Regions from separate parts of the Mus musculus genome. Here region 2 is linked to region 1. A link is a loop called in an ENCODE intact Hi-C map of the cell type or tissue named here. Cell type or tissue: heart. All regions are shown on one strand. Each heading gives the region's core, and the rest is flanking DNA. Links, peaks and the distances in the headings are about the cores only. Region 1 overlaps Invs (inversin). Region 2 overlaps Erp44 (endoplasmic reticulum protein 44).

What was found. Hi-C counts contacts between places; a loop is a spot of excess contacts. Peaks named below come from ENCODE experiments on the same cell type or tissue, not always from the same donor. Only the 100,000 strongest peaks of a DNase experiment are listed, where the experiment ranks them.
Region 2: a loop joins it to region 1, with 8 times the contacts of the local background. A loop is called at or near these places in 2 of 42 quality-filtered maps.

Annotation. Positions count from the first base shown.
Region 1 is chr4:48,403,235-48,414,126 of GRCm38, reverse strand. It overlaps Invs (inversin), which reads right to left. Exons shown (of 17, transcript NM_010569.4): 12 at 6,317-6,529. Among named protein-coding and RNA genes, the nearest start is that of Tex10, 65 kb to the left of the region's middle. In heart, for the core only: a CTCF peak has its summit at 6,618 (motif pointing right); no DNase peak of the experiment used is centred there; H3K4me3 peaks cover 719 bases; H3K27ac peaks cover 496 bases.
Region 2 is chr4:48,220,650-48,231,541 of GRCm38, reverse strand. All of the region lies in intron 4 of Erp44 (endoplasmic reticulum protein 44), which reads left to right. Among named protein-coding and RNA genes, the nearest start is that of Mir1958, 13 kb to the right of the region's middle. In heart, for the core only: a CTCF peak has its summit at 6,212 (motif pointing left); no DNase peak of the experiment used is centred there.

The DNA of each region.
Region 1 (10,892 bases), core at 1,906-9,905:
TTTTTATTTTTGTAGAACTAAATAACCAGAACTAGAAGACATGACATATTCATGAGGGTAAAGATTTAACTCAGCCTCAGGTGCAAGAATATGAACTTTTGTTAACAAATGATGCTTTCTAAAAAAAATTAAACCTTCCAGGTGTCACAGATAACAAAGGTATGGAATCCTTGCCCTTCCTGGTCCCCTTGGATCTGGCAGGGGTAAGACTTGTCAGCACCTGGGTCTCGAAGGGGAAGAAATGACAATTTCCATCTTCCAGCACATCACAGGCACACGCCTTGTTGCTCTTTAAACCTGTTAGGGACTGATTTGCTCATGATTAACAGCAGGGGCTAGAGATCCAAACGCACAAATACATAAGCACCCAGGACACTGTGAGGATAAGGGGTGTGTGAATGCATGGGCTGCCTTGAGAAGGACAAGCAAGTTACACTGCCACAGAGACACACAGATCGCGGTGGGAAACGCCCGAGAGTGTCTGCTCTGTGATAGTCCATGCAGACTCTCAGCTGGACTAGATTAAAAATACTCAGCTCAATATAGCACACAGCAGAGTTTGTCTATGATGGTGGTTTTGAGAGACAGATCGTGAGGCCTCTAGTAACGAATGGATACATCTCTTGGTGACCTTACTATAAAGAGGTGAGAGGCAGCGGTGGGGCCTGGCTGGAGGAAGGAGGTCACTGGAGGTGGGCTTCTGAAGCTACATTTTGCTTTGCCCCTTCCTGTTCTCTTCCCTTGCTCTTTGGCTCCCACAATATGAGGTGCTGTGTGCTACCATATCCCCCCCAGGAAGGATAGGGGCCACAGAAACCATGAGCCAAAAGCTTTCTTCCTTTAAGTTGTTTTTCTGTCAGTCATTTTGGTAACGGCAGCGCAGGAGTAACTAACTCACAGCCCTGTGCTTCCATTTGACAAAGGGAGAAATTAAGGCATAGAAGGCATGTCCAATGTGTAGCCACTGGGCTTGTCCCAGGCTGGCTATGAATATGGTCAAACGCACGTGTGTCTGACAACGTCATGTCACAATCTCAAAAGGCTGGAAGCTGGTGAGATAGCTCAGCGGGTAGAGGTGATGCTAGGTAAGCGTGGTCACCTGAGGCGAGTCCCACAGACCCACATGAAGGTAGGAAGACATGACTGACCCACAGAGTTAGCCTCTGACCTCCACATATGTGCCAAGGTGTTTGCACCTACACACACATACCATGCACACACAGCACATGGGGGGAAAAGACTGTACACTTCTTCTTTTTTTTTTTAAAGATTTATTTATTTATTGTATGTAAGTACACTGTAGCTGTCCTCAGACACACCGGAAGGGGGCGTCAGATCTCATTATGGATGGTTGTGAGCCACCATGTGGTTGCTGGGGTTTGAACTCAGGACCTTTGGAAGAGCAGTCAGTGCTCCTAACCGCTGAGCCATCTCTCCAGCCCTGACTGTACACTTCTATAGAGTGCCAAATGACTTCTAGGAAGAGGTCTCAGGACCACTGCAGTGGCAGTCACTGAATGTCTATTTATTGAATTCTTACCATACCCCACACACTGTAGGGTACGGAGATATGACACGATACACAGTCCTTGCTCCTAAGGAGCTGATGCTTAAGTCTGGGAAGCAGATCCACAACCTCCTGCAGACAGGGAGGGGGATCCGGACGGGATGAGTGCTATGTCTGTGGCTTCTACACAGACATAGGGGATGCAGGAGGCAGACACTAATTAGACAGAGAGGAAAGGACTCCTTATGAAGAATGTCAAAACAGGAGCGGAGGGAAGGAAGAGGTTATTCCAGGCAAGGGAGGGGTAGGGGGAAGACCATAAGCAAAGACTTGCAACCCAGCTCTCACCTGGTCTTTGACTTAGAAGACATTTCAGAGGCAGAGCTTTCTGTGATTTTAAATTCCCTTTGATGATGCCCTGTAGAGAGGACAACTGAGCTCCTGCTGCAATGTTTCTGGTGAGAGGAGCTGATTACTGCTTGAGATGGAGCAGGCTTGGCTGTAACCTTTCCTGTTGCTTGGTTTCCAGCGTCTGTCAGAGTCTATCTCTTCATTGTCTCCAAGTAACAGGTAGAGTAGTATTTGGTCTTTAACTTCCTCCCCAGGGGATAAGAAAATGTGTGTCTGGGACCTCTGGCTTATAGAATGTTAGTGCTGGAAGGACCTCAGAAATCATTCAGTCCAGTTACAAGAAAATTCTTTGTGGCTCACCAGCCTCTTTGATAACGAGAGTTTAAAAAAAAAAAAGTTGTAGCTCCTCTTTTGATAAAATGGATATATGCTCTTGACATAGGAAAATCTGTATATGGTCAAAGGGCATTCCTAGGACCTTGAAGGCCATCTGATTAAGGAAACTTTATCCTCTGACGGGAGATGGAGGTTCTGAGGAGTTAGGTTGCACAAAGGAGGCCACAGAAGTAGCTCCTTGTGGATGAGATGACCTTGAGTAGGACAGCGAAATGCTCAGCCCTGAAGGACTGGGGATGTTCAGGGGAGCAGGCCGAAACAAACTCTAGTATGAAACAAAGGATGTCTGTGGTACAAATGGGAGTCTCATGAGCACCCCTCAGAGTTGGTTTGTGAGAAAATACGCCGACTTCTGTCTTTGGCTTTCAGGAGTAGATCCAAGGAAAACCCCTCTTGGGCTAGAGAGATGGGTCAGCAGCTAAAAGCATGTCCTGCTCTTTAGAGGACCTGAGTTTGGCTCCCAGCATCCAACCAGGCAGCCTTACAACTGCCTGTTAACTCCAAACCTCCGGGGATCCTAGGCCTCTCTGGTCTCCATAGGCACTTGCACTCACATGCACACATTCAGACACAGGCACACACACATACATGTAATTAAGCATGACTTAACAAAAAAGAGAAGCAGTGTCAGAAACCTCCACTGATGGAATGTGCTTTCTTTGGAAAGACCAAATTCCCCATCATTTGATTTGGGGACACAGAACTCCTTATAGAGAGGACTTCAGCTTGAACTGGGCAGCCAGCCTGGGCTTACTTGTGTAAGTTTACAAGGCTATCTCAGTCTCATACTAGCCAGAAGGAAGAACAGGTCTCTCAGTGGGGTCAGTAAGGAAGGACAGAAAATTTGAGATGGCTGACTATCAAGTCTGAAGTTGTGTGGGTGTCCAGACAAGAAGAGACCTGGAGACAATACTGGGATTTAAGAATATAGATGTGGTGTTCCCGTGGTCCAATGTGTTGGCATCTGACCATAGGTTGGTAAAGTACAAATGCACAGGGGGGGCAGCTGAAGACATAGGGATCAGAGTTCCAATAGGTTATGGTGGGAGATTGAGTAAGAGGTTTTCTAGAGAGATGACCTAATTAAAAGTAATAATAAAAAATTTTTTTGAGTCAGGGTCTCTAGCTATGTTGCTTTGACAGGTCTTGAAGCCCTGTGTAGGAGGAATGAGTCAGCGCATCTTGACTGGCGGCCCATAATGGCACACACATCTTACAACCTTAAGATCTGCCTGGCACATGGAGACAAATGACAACAGAGCACATGACCTGGCCAGCTAATCAGATGATGCCAGCCACAGGGAGAAAGATGTCATGGACCAGTGGGGCACAGGTGGAGGGTATAAAGGCACACCCCAATCCCACGAAAATTAGTCTGCTTCTGCAAACTCACCTGACTCCCAGAGTCTGTGCTGTTGACTCCCCATCTTATTTCCTATCCACAAGGACCGCCCAGAGGGGTCGAGGGCTAGGGCAACAGCCCTGAATTCATGTGGCCCTTCTGCATCCCTCCAAAGGAGTTGGAACTCAACGTGCACCTGTGTGCTGGCTCTAGTTTAATTTTTAAGACTGGGTACACTTCCAGTAGGAAATAAGATAGCACCTGTAGAGGTCTGAAGAGTAGGGGTGAGCTCACTGTGGAGATGGTGTAATTCCCAAGACAGAGGAAGGAAGAGCAAGAGAGATGAGAATGAAGTAAAATCCTGTAAACGGGAGGCTCCCAGGAAGACAAGCGATTGACATAAACAAGTTCTGCCGAAGCCTGACCTCCACTCTGTGCTCTGGCAGGTAAATTACACTGTGCTTATTCTGGCTGCAATAGAAGCAGTGCCTAAGAGCTATAGAGTGCTTTTAAGTAAGTATGGGTATTTCTTAAATAGGACTTTAAAAAATATCTCTTAGAAAATATATCTAATCTTGTTTCTCCCAACTTCTCCAACAGGAATTAGAGATCACTTTCCGTCATGTTTAATGGGTCCCTTTCAATTGCTTACTTTACAAAGGTGATTCCTGATGTCCAAACATGGTTAAATGAGAAAAGGACATTGAGATAATGCCACGTGCCTGGCACACCTTCATCAAAGATGCAGCAGCAGAATTCTGGGGTTTAGTTCTTAAAGCAAAATCTTGAAGACAAATTAAACAATGACTAGGTCTTTAAGCAATAACATCCGAGAGTTAAGTGAGACAATTGAGAGCAGTCTCCAAGAGCTTCACCTGGGGTCTACTTAGTGATGAGTGCGGAGGTGGGTCTATACAGTGATGAGTGCGGAGGTGGGTCTATACAGTGATGAGTGCGGAGGTGGGTCTATACAGTGATGAGTGCGGAGGTGGGTCTATACAGTGATGAGTGCGGAGGTGGGTCTATACAGTGATGAGTGCGGAGGTGGGGTTTACAAAGGATGAGTGAGGGAGGCGAGGGCTGGAAACTTTGGACTCTACTTTCAGCACTGGCACAGTAAAGGGCTGTCTGTCTGTCTGTCTGTCTGTGCATGAGGAAGAGCAGGAGGAGCTGCAGCTTTCCAAGTTTAAGTTGCAGTATGATCACAAGCAAGCCCAGCTGCCATTTAAGAGTTCCCAAATGTTAGCTTCAGAAGCTAACACTAAAAACAAAGAGGCGCTTTCTTCTTTTGTGGAGGACCTCACTGGAATAACAAGGAGGGAGGTTGGTCTGGCGTTCTCTAAATCTCCTTGCTGTTTCCAGCCCCTGGCACAGGATACTGAAATACGAGTTAGGAAAAGATAGCGCTGGAAAGCACAATGCTGCTTCAGGGTGCGGATGGTGCAGCCCCATCCTGTGACAAGTACAGGACATGGCACAAGTCAGTTCTCAGTCTCCAGCTCTGCACTAACTCAACAGTACGTTCATCCAAACTTGTGGTCCCTTTGGGAGACAAAGGGGCTTCCGGTGCAGACTTGGGTCTCCACAGACCTGGAGAGTGCCCCCAGATCAGGCAGTCTCCCAGAGAGGACACTGTCTTTGATCAGGCCATCACAGTAAATCTCACAGGCTGGCTGTGCATCCAGTCTTCCTACTCTCCTACTCCTCTCACTCTGCTGGGAACCCAGGGACAGGAAAGAGTTCATCTCCCGTCTGTACCAATGATGCAGAATATGTCCCTTACAATGTCAGCCACGGGGCCTCTGGAGAGCTGACTGGATTCTGAAGGATTCTGACATTAGCTGAGGTATATGGAACCATCAGCAGGAGGAAATACAGCAGCCCATGGTACACTTGTATTTTCTTTAGTTTCTGTTTCCCATTGTGAACCTGGGTCTAAAATAGTAAATAGAAAACTCTAGGAATAACCAGTTTTAAATGTTGTGCCATTCAGAGCAATGTCATTTTGAGGATCACAGCTGTGGCGCGATAGTGCTGTGTTCAAACAACCTTCACACTTAACAATGCCTCTGAAGTACAGGAGCAGAAATGCCAAAAATTCAGATCTGTCAAAAAGGGCTTTCTTCAGATGAAAGGTTTGAAAACAGTGCACAGGCGATTTTGAGAGGGAATGCGAGCGCACTGCTTGTAGCGTTCCCTTGCTCTATTGTTAGGGTGCCCCTGCTGTACTGCCGTCTCAATCCATTATTGTGCGGCTTATGTTAAAAAACAAGCAGCACGGGCACACCCGAGGCAGAGGCAGGCGGTTCTCTGTGAGTTCAAGGCCTACCTATTCTACATAAGGAGTCTAGGGGTGGGGAGGAGAGACTGCACATGCTACATTACACACCTGTCAATCAGCGCATGAGCACGCACACACAGACACACACACAGACACACAGACACACACAGACACACACAGACACACACACACACACACACACACACACACACACACACACACACACTTACTTGCCCACATGCCAGGAGGGGCAAGAAGATGAGTTCTCTATTGGTAGCCTACTCGTTGCTGGGTCGTCCTTCCTTAAGTCCTCTTAAGATAGAGGGCAGAGCAAGAAGGTGACAGCGTTGGTCCATTCCGAGCTCTGGCCCCTCCCTCCCACGCCCACCCAGCTTCCCTTCTCAGCTTAGAGCGAGCGATCTCGGTGGCTCACACTTACTTGGCTGCAGCGTCTTTCCTCAGCTGTTCGTGCTTCATGAGGAGGTTCTTCCGGTCTCGGAAGGCTTTTCTGACCTTGTATCCTTTGTAGACTGCTTGGATTTTGAAGGCAGCGATGTCTTGTATAGCTGCGATGGACAGGGCACCATGTTCCAGCATGAACTGGATCACCTCATGGCGCTCACCAAGCAATGCATAATCAAGGGGTGTGTACCTAAGGTTAAAGGAAGACTGATTTGGAATGGATTGTGATTCAAGGCACAGTAGAGCGGACACATTAGCACCTAGCAGTACCCTTATTCAGCCAGGAGGTGGCGCCACACACCTTTAGTTCCACCAGCCTACAGAGTGAGTTCCAGGACAGCCAGTGCTACGAAGAGAAACCCCTCATTTTACCACTGGCTATTTCCCAGGCAAAGCCTGATGTGTTCACCTTCTTTCTCTAAGGAATACAAAACAGGAGGTTGCGGATTCAGCCTTTGTGCGGCTGAGCTCTTGGAGCTGGCTCACAAGTTAGAGCAGTGGTTCTCAACCTTCCTCATATTGTGACCCTCTAGTACAGTTTCTCAAGTTGTGGTGACCCCCAACCATGAAATTCGTTCTGTTGCTACCTCATTAACTGTAATTTTGCTACTATTGTGAATCACAATGTAAATACATGATATACAGGACATCTGCTCTGCAACCCCTGTAAAAGGGTTGTTTGGCCCAAAAAGGGTAGAGAGCCATAGGTTGAGAAACGTTGAGGTAGCAGCTATGGGAACACATAAACACTTCTCTTTTTGTCTTGTGCCAAGTGATTCCCTACATCTGTCTGAAAACATTCTCCAAATTACTTTTCTGTAATTACTATAATTAATGCTTACAAAAAGAAGCCTGTTTTCAGATAGGGGAGACTGACTCCATGACACAGAGGGTCCCTACTACAAGTCACTGCGGGGAGCTGAATTGTGGACTGAATGGTGTTGGTAGCCACCTGGGTAAAAGAGACTTTTTTGTTTACTTGTTTTTGAAGCAGGATTTCTCTATGTAGCCTGTGGTTTGTGTATGCTTGCGCCTGTTGGAGTAGGTGTGTCACTGTGGGCATGGGCTTTAATACCCTAGTCCTAGTTCCCTGGAAGTCAGTCTTCCCCTAACAGCCTGCAAATGAAGATGTAGAACTCTCGGCTCTTCCAGCACCATGTCTGCCTGGACACTGCCATGCTCCTGCCTTGAAACAGACTGAACCCCTGAACCTGTAAGCCAGTCCCAACATTTGTTGCCCTTATAAGAGTTGCCTTGGAGCCGGGCAGTGGTTGCACATGCCTTTAATCCCAGCACTTGGGAGGCAGGGGCAGGCGGATTTCTGAGTTGGAGGTCAGCCTGGTTTATAGAGTCAGGGCTACACAGAGAAACCCTGTCTCGAAAAACCACAAAAAAAAAAAAAAAAAAAAAAAAGACACCATGACACCTTGGTCATGGTGTCTGTTCAATAGCAGTAAAACCCTAACTAAGACACAACCACTAAAGATATGTGCAGCCACGCCCAGCTAAAGAGTCTTGCATATTGCATCATAAGCTGAACTAGCCCAGATGGAGCAAAGAGCTACATATAAGAAAAGAGACCGGGGCTGGTGAGATGGCTCAGTGGGTAAGAGCACCCGACTGCTCTTCCAAAGGTCCGAAGTTCAAATCCCAGCAACCACATGGTGGCTCACAACCACCCATAACGAGATCTGATGCCCTCTTCTGGTGCGTCTGAAGACATCTACAGTGTACTTACATATAATAAATAAATAAATAAATAAATAAATAAATAAATAAATAAATAAATCTTTAAAAAAAAAAAAAAAAAAAAAAAAGAAAAGAAAAGAGACCACGCAGGGACTGGAAGATTTCATGGAAGATTGGAGAAATAGTGAGCAGGAGGTTATTTCTGAAAAAGTGAGATGGAACTTAAAAATCATAAAAACGACCAGTAAATGAGACTAAATAATAAAAAATTTATAGGGGAAAACATCATTTAAATGATACATATATATTTTAAGACTTGGGATGGGATTAAAGTATAAAAACTGAAATAAAAATATTCTCCCAATGGTGGCAGTAATGCCACTTCCAATCAGACTTGATCTTTTGGGGTCTTAGCTGTCTGTGTTAAAGTGAATGGGGAAAGTGGGAGGTGGATGGAAAGGGCTTGCCCCATGCCCAGCATGCAGCAGACCCTGTCTATCTATGAGCACAGGACCCACACTGCAGCAGGGGTTATGATGCTGCAGGTGCCTGCCGCCAACACTTCCATAGGACCCAAACTCATGTTTACCCAGTGACAACTGCACACCGAGGCACATCTGCAGGGTGATGGAGGTGGTCCACACAACCATGGATCACCACGCACAGTGGGAAAAGGAGACGGATGTAAGAATGCAAGGTTAGACTCAGAAGACCTCATAATGGCTACTGAAAAGTAAATCTCTCTGCAAACCATACCCAATAGTTACAGAAGGCATAAAAGGAAGAGGTTTTCAGAACAAGGGTGGTTTGCTTGCTTCAAGAAGGAGACTGAATTCAGAGACTGTGTTGGGTGACTAACAGATCATGAATAGTTTCCTCACTGAAACCCCAATAGCTGAAAAAAAAAACTGGTCATTTCAGAACACCTCAATTCAGGACACATCACTACTGTTTAGGGAAAAGAGGACCATAAATAAGTAGCCTCAAATGATACTTAAGTAGGTATTATTTTGTAAACTTTGAAGAATTAAGAATTGGACAGTGCCTCTTCTGGCTGCACATCCACTAATGAGATGATCAGAGAGCCACTGAGCACAGGGTAGCAATGTGAACTGATCTTTACAAGTCACTAAATGCAACACCTTCATTTCATAAATAAATAGAGACCCAGGAAAGTTAAGCAACGTGTTGACAATTACACAACCAGTTTGTACAGAATGTAGACTATAATTGATTGCAAGTAGCTCCCAGTTTAATATAACCCCCTTTTCTATCAACTCTTGAATACATTCTGGTAGAACAGAAGTGCCAGTGAGATCAATTTGCATACAATATGTGTATTTAGTAAGGTTTTATTGCTATGTTTATTCCTTTTAATTTCTTCCTTTGAATTTTTGTGGAAATATTTTAAAGCTAATTGTCGAGTCCTGTCAGTCCATCTCTCTGTGTCTCAGCATTCATCTACACCTAACACAGGCACAGCCGCAAGGATATGCTAACAAAAATATAGCAGTGACTTCTTAGTAAAATATAATGCATAACTCCTCCAATTAAGATTTTTGATCCAATCGCTCTTAGCTTCAAGCAGACAGAATGTAAATATCTAGCCAGGTTTTAAGGCTGACGTTTATATCTAGTGTTTCAGCAACTGTGTTGTCCTTATTATTCCATCCCACATTCCATTTAGAAACGTTCAAGCCCTGTGAATATTCCCATTGACATGAGAGAGTGGCTGTCAGATAGCTATTGACTGAGAGCCAGAAGAAGTTGGCAGAAATGATGTCTATTTGAGGTACATCACTTGGTTAATGTCTATGCACAAGAAGTATAAATTAGCACTATATTGATGGTAACCAGCCAAGAAACAATGTAGACACTGATGAGAGATAACATACAATTGGACCTGCCACATGGGGACGGGATGATGGGCTCAGCAGAATGCCCAAGCCAGAATGTCAATAAGCATAAGCAGCAATGCCAGCTTCTTACATGTGTACATCCATGTGCACTGCTATGGAAACAGAAGCAGGCCACCACTCCCTCCATTTTTCCATTGTTTCTTTACAAAGAGAGCAGCTAGGAAGTAACATTGTTATAGTAAATCCTTCTTTTTAATTATTGATTGACGATGATATGATGTGGGGTGTGTGTGTGTGTGTGTGTGTGTGTGTGTGTGTGTGTGTGTGCGTGTGAGGATGTGGGTGAGCAAGTGCCATGGTACACAGAGATCTGAGAACAGCCTTCAGGAGTTGGTTCTCTCCTACTGCAGGCTCTGGGGACAGAGCTCAGGCCTTGTGCAGTAAGTGCTTTTATCCGCAGAGCCATCCTTTTGGCCTAGAAGTTCTTTAAAAGAAATCACTAATTTAGGGGATTCTTATCTTTCCCTTCTGTTTTCCATTTGTAGCTTAAAAAGAAGCCCTTTCAGTTTTTTTTTTTTTCTGTAACAAAGACAGACTCTGGAAGAGGATGTGAAGTCTGACCATAGACTTAGTTATTACCTACAGTTCCCAGATCCAAGAGCCACAGAGTCTCCCCGCTTGGACACCAGCGAGCACTGTCCGTTTCTAACCATGCTGGGGGTGGACCCGGGCACTGGAAACTGAGCTACACTCCCAACCATGACTGAGTCCTCGGGTGACGGCCCTAGCCTATCGCCGTGAACTGTGCTTGAAGAAGGCAATAGATATGGATATTTATAGCTGTTCAGCTTTCATCTCAGCCTCTCCATGTTTTCAGACACTCGATGGCTGCCTTTTGTTCACTAACTAATTATATCCTCACCAGTAATAGAAACAACGCATACATAACTCACTCTGCTGACATGATGAATTCCTCGGCCTGGCCAGTCACAGGTTCACTGGCCT
Region 2 (10,892 bases), core at 1,948-9,947, 180 kb after region 1:
ATAGTCAAAGCTCTTTATATATTCTGTATATTAAATATCACATATGTGACTTTCAGATATTTTTGTCATCTTGTAGGTTGTCTTTTTAGTTTGTTGGTTATGTCTTCATGCATAGTTTTGTTCCCTCAATCTTGTTGTAGTCTAATTTATCTGTTTGTACTTTTTTTTTTTTTTTTGGCCATGTTTTAGGTATCGTAGCTAAGAAATCCCAGCAAATTCAATGTCAATAAGCTCTCCTATACTTTAATAGTTTTCCAATCTTAGGCCTTACTTTAGGTCTTTGGTACTATTTGACTTAATTTTTATATGTGGAGTAAGGTAAAGTCTAGGTTTATTTCTGAGCATATAAGATATCCAGGCTGTCTGGAACCATTTGTTGAAGAGCTATCCTCCTGCTCTGATTAGATGGTACTGACTTGCTTGTAAGGCAGTGGCCGATGGTGTATGTGGTGCTTTATTTCCAGGTTCTCTCTTCAATACCATGATTTCTGTCAGACAGTTTTATTGTAGCTCTGTAAAATAATGCTTGAAATATGGAAATATGTGATACTTCAGCTTTGTTCAGGATTGCTTTTTGTTGTTTTCAGTTTTTTTATTCTACTTATTTGTTTTCTTTTTATGTATTGTGCATACCATAACATGCATATTGAGTTCAGAGGACAACTTGGAGCAATCTGTTCTCTCCTACCACCATGTGAGTCTTGGGGATTAAACTCAAGGTGTCAGGTTTGGTTATAATCATCTTTCTCCCCTCTCCCCACTTTGACACATTTATAAACATAAAATATTCTTAGCTTATTTTCCCCTTCGCTCTCTACCCTCTGTCCCTCTAATTCCTCCAGACCCCATTCATGGCCTCTTTTTCTTTAATTATTGTTACCTATATATGTGCAAAAATATATAAGTGCAATGTGCTGAGTCTGTTGAGTTTAGGGTTGACCATCTGATGCTGGGTAACCAATTAGGGAACTCATCTCTGAGGAAGACTAATTTTCCTTCTTTGAACTGTCATTAGTTGCCTGTAACTCTTTGTCTAAGGAGTGGAGTCCCATGAGTATCCCCTTTCTATGATAGTATGTCCATTTGGTGTTTTCAATGTTTAGGTCTTATTTAGCAGCCATATTGCTCTAGCTATCAGGTATAGCTAGCTTCCTTGTTGTTTCTAGGAGACCATCTTACAGCAGGCTTCCTAGTCCTTTGGTTTTTACGACTTTTCTGTTTGCTCTTCTACAGTGTCACGTGGACTTTGGGTACAAGAGCTGTGTTGTAGCTGTAGCCATTGCCCTTTGGTTTTTTGTTTGTTTGTTTGTTTGTTTGTTTGTTTGAGAGGGTCCCTCTAAGTAGCCCAGGCTACCCTGGGGCTTAATATGTAGCTCAGCATCCGATGGTCAACCCTAAAATCACTCATACAAGAAATTCTCAACAGACTCAGCACATTGCATTTATATATTTTTGTACATGTATAGCCCAGCCTTGAATTTGTAATCATCCTACTTAAATTTTCAAAGTGCTGGGGTTGTAGACCTGTGGCACCATACCGAGCTTAAATGGCTTTGCAAGGGCATGTCCTGAATTTTAAAATATCTTTTTTAGATTTTTTTTTATGTGTATGAATGTTTATCTTCATGTAGGTAGGTAGGTAGGTAGGTAGGTAGGTAGGTAGGTAGGTAGGTAGGCAGGCAGGCAGGCAGGCAGGCAGGCAGGCAGGCAGGCAGACAGACAGACCATGTGTGTGTATAGTTTCTGTAGAGTTCAGAAAAGGGAGACAGATCTCTTAGAACTGTTGTTAGGGCTGTCTGTAGACCACCATGTAAGTGTGGGGAACTGAGGTCAAGTCCTCTGCAAGAGGAATAAGTACTCTTAATCACTGAACCATCCTTCTGATCCCATGTTATCACTGAATTTTGATCAAATCCTACTTACTAATTTTTAATGGATCATACTTTATATTTTGTATCTTAAGTTGTCTGTTCTCCCCCAATATTGCAATTTTTTCTGCCATGTTTTCTTCAGTACATTTCACAGTATGAACATTTCCACTTATGCCCATTGTTCATTTGGAGTTAGCTTTTATATGTGGAACAATATATGAGTTAAAGTGGGTAGGTGATCTGTTGTTGTATTTAGTTGCCAGACAGATCCGTCATTACTTGTTGGCAAAAAACCTCTGCCTCTTTGTCACTAACTGCCTTAGCAGCTTTGTTGAAGTGAACTGGCCCTGTCCTTATGACTCTATTTCTGGTCCTTTTTGTACTGTTGATCTAGTGTCTGCTCATCCTGCATGTTGTGAGTTGTTACAGCTTATGGAAGGTCTTGAAAACAAGCGGTATAAATCTTCCAACTTTGTGCTTGTTTTTTCAGAGTGGCTTTGACTGTTTTAGTGGGATTGAATTTCCATGAATCCTAGAAACAGCTTGTTAGTTTCTAACAACAAAGGGGGATCCTGGGTTTCTAATTAGAGTTAACTGCATTGAGAGCAGTTTGGAAAGTTACTATTGTAGTAATCTTAAGTCTTTTGATCCACAAACATTCTTAATCTTTCAATGTATTTAAATATTTTCAGCTTCAGCAATTTTTTTCTCATTTTCCAGTCTACATATAGTACTTTGATACTCATACAACCTACATTAGACTATTTTACTTTTAGATTGATTGCATGTGCGCACATATGTGTATGTTTTCTTACTTACTTGGCTCTACCGCTGCCATCTTATGTGAGGACTCTGTCAGTGCCCTCAGTATGCTCTGACAGATGTGGCCAGTGCCCTCAGTATGCTCTGACAGATGTGGCCAGTGCCCTCAGTATGCTCTGACAGATGTGGCCAGCTCTCCACTGAGTCCAGGCTACGGTAGTGACTTGTCAGATCTTGGCTCTTTATGGCCATTTAAAAAAATCTTTATTTTTCAGAACCTAGACAATTCCAAGAAGTATTGGTTATATAATTTGTAGAATATTTTTCAGTTTGGGTTTGTCTAGGTTCCTCCCACACCGAGGCTTTGCACATCTTTTTTGAGACTTGTTTTTATTTTTCAAGACAGGGTTTCTCTGTATAGCCCTGGTTGTCCTGGAACTTGCTCTGTAGACTAGGCTAGCCTCAAACTCACAGAGATCTGCATGCTTCTGCCTTCTGAGTACTGAGATTAAAGGCATGCGCCACCACTGCCTGATGTAAGATTTATTTTTAACTATGTCTCAGTTTTTGATACTCTTATAAATGGCTTTGGCTTTTAAATTTTAAAATTTTGCATTTTTTGTTAATATGTAGGGATTAAAATTAACACTTTTGTATTGCTTTGTGTTGAAATTTAATTCCAGCAGTTTTTATTTAGAATTTGCATAGCTTTCTAGTGAAAATAATTGTGCTCTATACAAATAAAGTCAGTTTTCCTTCCTGTGGTCAGTGTCTCCTTACCATATCCTGCACAGACAAGTTCATGTGCTCGTGCTTTGGGATTAACTCTGTGGAGTCAGAGGACCCGTTTCCTAGCAAGGTGTTTGCAGAATCAAGATGTCATCCTGACTCTGCACGACTCACTCTATTAGTCTCCTGTTAGGTATTCTGGGAGTCTGCTCTGGCCTGTCACTGTGCTTCACGCTGTCTGTCTTGTTCTGACTCAACTGCTTCACTCAGACGTCTCATCCAGAGTCATAGTGGTGTGTATTGGAGAGGCTCCTGTGAAAAGTTTCTAGCTAAATGAACTGGTGAGCCTGCTCATTGAGTGCTCATGTGGAGTTCAGCTTGTTCTTACATACATTGCCTCAGCTATGGTCACCACAGTCTTTTGAATTAGCTAGTGGTATTTACTCAACCAGAGCATAAGTGCCAATTCTCTGTAATGACATGTGACTGGTCCTAGAGATATAGCAAAATACACTTGTATGCTGTTTTAACTTCTCTGAAGGGGCAGTGTTAATTATGTGATGCATTATATTGATAAGCATAGCTTACTCTGATGGGGTAGGGAAGGAAGCCTCTCAGGATATGATATAAACTTGAAGGAAAAGTAGTACTTCCGCTGTAAGCTCAAGCTGTGTGGTGACAGGTAAGCGTGTGAGGAAGATCTCACTATGGTGTGGCAGGTATGCGTAAAGGTGACATCTCTCTGAGCTGAATCTTGCACAGTCCATTTGGGGAAATATTTGTAAATGCTATCTTCACTTTTCTAATCAGCCCACTTTAAGATTGATGATGAGGTGAGATTATAAAGTTGAGAAACAACAGAATTACAAGCCAAGCCAGTATAGAAATAAAATGCCATTTAAAAAAAATGAAGCATCACACGGGTATTTTAAAGACGTTCTTGGGAAGGCAGTGCACCTACTCATCTCTAAAAACAGGTGGGGAAGTCTTCTCTAGAAGACTGTTTGTTGGTTTATCTTGAAAATTCATTTCAGTGCATATTCCAGGAGCCACTCACTTGGTTTGCTGCTTGCTTTTCCGTGGAGCTCCTCTCCTACCCACTGGCAACTCAGGCAGCCTTCTGTTCTGCCTTTAACCTCACTTCCTTATGTACCCTTCTTAGTAAGGACATTGTGTGAAAGGTTCAGTTCCGTGCTGAGGACTTGGGAGGTGGAGTAGTTCCACCCAGTCGGCACTTGTGTTTCAGGAATGACCTGCACACACCCTTGTTTATCTCTGTCTGCTCTCCTCTGTGCAGCTGAAAGGGTTATTAGCACATGAGCTGGACTTCCATCAGGAAGCCCACCTACTGTTTCATTTTATTGCAACCCCAATGTAGAACTTATATTTCACTTTTAAGCTCCTAAAATTTTTCATTTGCTATACTCATTGTAGGAAATGAATGAACTATAAGGAAAATAGGGAGAGAAAAAGGAAAATGAAGGCATGACTACTAGAAAAGAAACAGAAATTGAACTCAGTCCCAACTGTCTCTGTCCCCGAGCCGACAGGAACAGGTAGTCTTACTGGTCCTACGGAAGAGCAGGATGTCAGGTCTTGTTTTTGCCATTATTCTGACAGTTTTCCTCCTCTTCTCTGTCTAAAGGACTTGGGAAACTACATCTCTAATCAGGATATATGCTGTTGTGTATTCCTTAGATGGGGTGGCAAGAATCACAGCTTCTTATACTATACCAAGGAACTCCACACTGAAACATGGTTTTGGTGTATATGCTATTTGTTGGGGGTTTTAAGGCTTTTCTAAGAGTTTGTCCTGTGTAGACAGGGGTAATATTGGAAGTAGTTACATTAGTTACAGTGGTAGCAATAAAATAGAAGGCCAGGTGTGGTGGCACTTATGCTCAGCCTCAGCATTTCGGAGGCAAAAGCAGATGAATCTCTGGGTTCAAGGCCAGCCATATAGTTTATTAGCCTACACTGGGGAGTCCAGGCTATGCATCCAGGCTAGGATACATAGTAAAATACTGTCTCGATAAATAAATCAGTAAAATGTGAGCCTTGTAAGACTATGGGCCTCACCTCTGTAGTGATCTTTACCAACTTTGGTATCTAGCAGGTAGACTTGTTCACTTGTGGTAATTGAATAGATGAATGGATTATTGAATGCCCACCAATAACTGGAGCATGACAGGTACACTGGTACTTTAAATTGGTTATCTCAGGTCTCTAACAGTACATGTGAGGAGTTTCTTCTGTACTTTTCCACATCTAACTTCATTGATTATAAGGAACTATTTTATCTCCACATGCAGAAAGTATTGTGTGTCTTACAAGGAAGGGAAATGCACTCAGGATCTCGTGTGACTCATGCCAGCTGAGTCAGCGTTTACATGTCTCCATGCAGTGATTGACTGCACACTTGCCTGTTTGACTGGCTGGAGAATTTGCTTTATTCTCAATTAAAACGTCATTGCTAGTTAAGTAGGTTTTATTCAAGGTCAGCAAGATAAAAACTAAAATATTAATAGTGGTTTTTCTGTAGAGACTAGGAATAGTTAATAATGGTGGCTGGATTACAAGTGATTAGTTTTCTTTATAGTTTTTTTCTAAAAGCATTTGTCAAATATGCATATTTTGTATCTCCACGTATATGTGTGTATGCACATGCTTCAAACATACTTTTGCCTGTACTGCAGAACATGAATCCATGCCATCTGCAGTCTCCTCATTTGAGAGTGTGGGAATAGAATTCACCATTCTGATGTTAGTGCTGCCTTTCCCTATGGAAGGTCCTGTCCGTCTGCCCCTGGTGGGACCAGGTTCTCTACTGACCTCCAGTGGCTACAGTCTGTATGGCATTAAGCAGGGACACTCAGTGTTTGTTGGTCAGTGCAGAATCATCTACCCTCCCATGAGCATTTTTTGGAATGCTCTCTGTCCTTGAATTAGACAATATGCTACCATATGCTCAAGTTACTCTTACCTGTCTGTCTTCCAGTGCTACTTGAACCTTCCTTATTTAAAATTAAGCTTTTATGAGACCTGTACATAAATCCTGCATAAAGAACGCAAAAAATATAATTAGCTCATGTGTGTAAGACAGAATTCTGTTGGTCCCGGTAAAAATAGTTGGAAAATAAACAACTATATAGAAAACCACCCAGCACTGCATTACTCGGGGAAAGTAAGCCTCAAGGTCACTTAATGTTTCTGTCTGGAGTTTTATTTGATGGTGTTTCTTGGGGAGGATGCTTGTTTTAGGGCACTATGGTTTGAGAATAGGAAGAGATACGGAAACAGCAGTTGTCCTTCTCCTGGGTTCTGCAGTGAGAACCTTCTGATGAAACCATATGCCTCCTTGGACTGACCTGGATAATAGTAGTGGGCCATAGCTGGGACAAGAGATGACATACTTGCCCTATTTGGAACCCTCCTGGGTATTGTGAGACAGGTAGGAGGAATTCATCAAGGAAAACTTAGTGACCATTGAAGCAAAGTACATGCTAATTTTCTAGTCATGAAGTTATTAACCTCCTGAAATTTCTAATTCCTTTGACATCCATTTTAACATTTGATCTATCTAGTTAATTTTTTAAAAAGCATTTATTATACCCCTGAAGTCATTCTTTGTTACATTGTTAAAATGTTAAGCTGTAATTATTTTAAAATCACGTTTGGCCAAAGCTTATGAAAAGTCACCTTTATGTCTGGACTTACTGATCAATGTAATTTTAAGGGTTTTTCTTCTTAATAATTAAAAGTTACCTCATTGTGCAGCACACCTGCTACCGTGATGTTTGAGAATTAACTCACTGACTAGTCCCCTAATAGTCTTCAAATATTAGGTAACTTTTTTCTTCATAACCAGATTTTTAAGGCAGCCTGATGGTTATAATGACAGAGTATGGAAACAGGCTCTGGCAGCCTATATCAGGAGTCGGGCAGCAGTTCTTTACAGTACTTCTGTTCCTGCTGGGTGAATATTTTCAAAGTCCAACCCCATAGCTATCTGGCCAAGCTATCACAGACAGGATAGCATTCAAATGCTGTTAATAGAACTGCAGGCCCTCAGGGTCTCTCTGATCTTAGTATCCTCTGCTGTATAAAACCTTTTTCTTTTAGTGTATTAAGTTTTCATTACACTCATTGATTTATCAGGTTTAGAAAGTTAAAAGGGGAAAACAAGAGAGACCAAAACTGTGAATGCAGTTTGGTTAGGTAGGTAGGGCTTGGGGAGAATCTAGGAGAAGTTATGGGAGAGGGGTGAAAATGATCAAAATACATTGTATGAAATTCTCAAAGAACTAATTAAGATGTTATTTTACAAAAAGAAAATTGAAAACATTATATTGTCTCTAGTAGAATCTTTTACTGTTCATTTTCAAACTGGTTCTTAGATTGCAAATTTAAAATAAAACGGTTACTCCTATTAGACTAGTCATTTTTGTGCTAGTCTGTCACAAATCCTTTCTGCCAGACCCTTGGTAGGAGTAAAATAAAGACCAGATATGTTCACCCCTTGCTGGAAACTTAGACACTCACCTCATTTATATTAACTCTGACTATACACTTAAGTTGTACAGGACAGGGTCTTTGTAGGGCTTGATATTTTCAGTATAGATTTTGAGGATTTAGTTTTGGTTTTGCCAATGTGGTGGACAAAAACCTTCATCTGGTAGTTTAATCAATAGCTTCCTGATGACAGCTGAGCATGTTTTTATGTTTATTGGCCATCTGTGATTCATAAATTGAACAATTTCTTTAGTTCACTTATTTTTTTTGATGGTCCTTTTAAAATGCAGTTCTCTTTCTTTCTTTTTATCCATATGATCATTTGTTTCTTGTGTATGTTACAAGTACCTCTCTCCTAGTTTGTCATAAAAACCCATGATCTTGCCAGGTATGATGGTGCATACAAGTTGGTGGATCATGAGTTCAAGGCTAATCTGGCTACATAGCAAATCTGAGGGCAGCCTGGGTTGCATGGTGAGACCCTGTTAAAAAACAACCCAAAATGTATTTAACCTCAAAGTGCTTTCTTGTCTATATGGGACTCCAAAATCTGTCAAGCCTGGTGGCAGTGTGTGATCCTGACTCAGGGTTACAGGTTCCTTGCCTGAGTAAACATTGTCCCCTAAGCACCCCAGGCTAGAGCAGCCCTCCTCTGTTTTCTGCCTGCTTCTCCTCCACACCCACCCTCAGTCTCCTGGGTTGCCCTAGCACTCAGTAAGTGCCCGTTGAGACTATGCTTTGTGTCTTAGGCCCTCGCAGGCTCCTCTGCTGGGCCAGGAGTGTTGTCTGGGAAAGGCTTCATGGCTTCTGTCTCTTTTGCTTTTGCAGGAGTAACACCGAGTCCTAAACTGCAACTGCCGATTTAATTTCTAAAAGGAAACCTCTAGGGAAGAATGTGGCTGTGATCTTGGCTATCTAGAAAGGGTCTTTTCTTTGGGGGACATTTCAGTTTCTTTAGTCATTGTGGCTTTTGTGATTTTTGATATCTTTAAAAATATACTTTTAAAAAATGTTCAATTTTTGCTAGTTATTATAGTGAAGCAGTAGATGTGTGGCAGTGAAGCACCTGCTGTAGATTGGCGTGCTTGTTCTTTAAAATGTAAATATGCCCCTGCCAGCATATTACACTAAAAGTCTAAGCAGACATCAGTGGCAAAAGCTTTTAGTGTTTCATCAAGTTATTTGGTATTTATTTAAATATCTTCTTCTCAGATAAAGGAAGCCATTCACTTCTATTTCTGAAGTGTGAATGGATGTTGAATTTTATTGAATGGTTTTCTGCTCCTTTTGAGGTAATACAATATTTCTTTCTTTAGGGTCTTAGTCTCTCCTTGTGGTTTTAAGTTACAGTTCCCCCATGGTTGGTGGTGGTGGCATTTCCCCCATATACCTACATAGACCTACTTTTGTGAACTATCTATTAAGATCTTTTACCCACTTTTCAATTGAGTTACTTGTATTTTCACAGTATACTTTTTTGAATTCTTTATACATTTTGAGTGTTGACTCTGTTCAGTGTTAACTTACATATATTTTCCAGTCAATAGATTGCCTCTGTAACTCTTAAAAACTGTTCTGTTTGCTTGGTGAGAGCTTGTGTGTGTGTGGTGTGTGTGTGTGTTGTTTTATATATGTGTGGGTTTTTTATTGGTTATTTTATTTATTTACATTTCAAATGTTATCTCCCTTCCCAGTTTTCCCTCCACAAACCCCCATCTTTCCCCCCCCCCTCACCTCTATGAGGGTGCTTCCCCACCTGCCTACCCACTCTGGCTTCAGTGCCCTAGTGTTCTCCTCCATTGGGGCATCCAGCCTCCACAGGACCAAGGGCCTCCCCACTCCCTTTGATGCCTGACAAGGCCATCGTCTGCTACACATGAGTCTGGAGCCATGGGTCCCTCCATGTATATTCTTTGGTTGGTGGTTTGATCCCTAGGAGCTCAGGGGGCAGGGGGGGTCTGGTTGGTTGATATTGTTGTTCTTCCCATGAGGTTGCAAACCCCTTCAGCTCCTTCAGTCCTTGTCCTAACTTCTCCATTTGGGTCCTTGCACTCAGTCTGATGTTTGGCTGCATGCATCTGCATATCTATTGATCAGGCTCTAGCAGAGCCTCTCAGGGGGCTGCTCTACCAGGCTCCTGTCAGCAAGGGCTTCTTGGCATCAGTGTGTGTGTGTATGTGTGTGTGTGTGTGTGTGTGTGTGTGTGTGTGTGTGTGTGTGTATGTGTGTGTGTGTGTGTTTTATTTGTTATTTATTTATATTTCAAATGTCATAGTGTATGGGTTTGGTGTCTGCAGATGGGATGGATCCCTAAGTGGGGCTGTCTCTGGATGGCTTTTCCTTCCGTCTCTTCTCCATTCTTTATCCCTGCAGTTCCTTTTGACAGAAGTTCTGGATTAATATTTTTGAAGTAGGTGGGTGGCCCCATCCCTCAACCGGGGATCGTGCCTATCCACTGCATATGGTCTCTACATGTTCTGTCTCCCCTTTGTTGGATATTTCAGCTAGTTTGAGATAATCCCGTTTGTCTGTTTGCTCCTGTTGCCTGTACTTCAGAAGTCTTATCCAAACATTCTTTGCCCAGGCTGATAGCATGAAGTGTTTCTCAGTTTTGTATTTTACTCCCGTAGGCTGAGACTCTTAATTCTTACTGACATTACTGATATCAAATACTTTATCTACCAAATATCTGTTAAATTTCAAAGCAGCAATACTGGTATTAATGTTTTAAATATTTTATACTCATGGTAAATATTTACATGGTTTCAAGCTCAGAATTATAAAACCAAATGTTAGAATGAAATCTAAATTTCTTCCATAGCATTCACATTTTTCTCCTACTTTCTTTTCTTTCAGTTTTCCTCTTTTTTATTTACTTTTTTATTTTTTAGAAAAGATTTATTTATTGTATGTATGTGAGTACACTGTCTCTGCCTTCAGACACATCAGAAGAGGGCATCAGATCCCATTACAGATGGTTATGAGCCACCATGTGGGTGCTGAGAATTGAACTCAGGA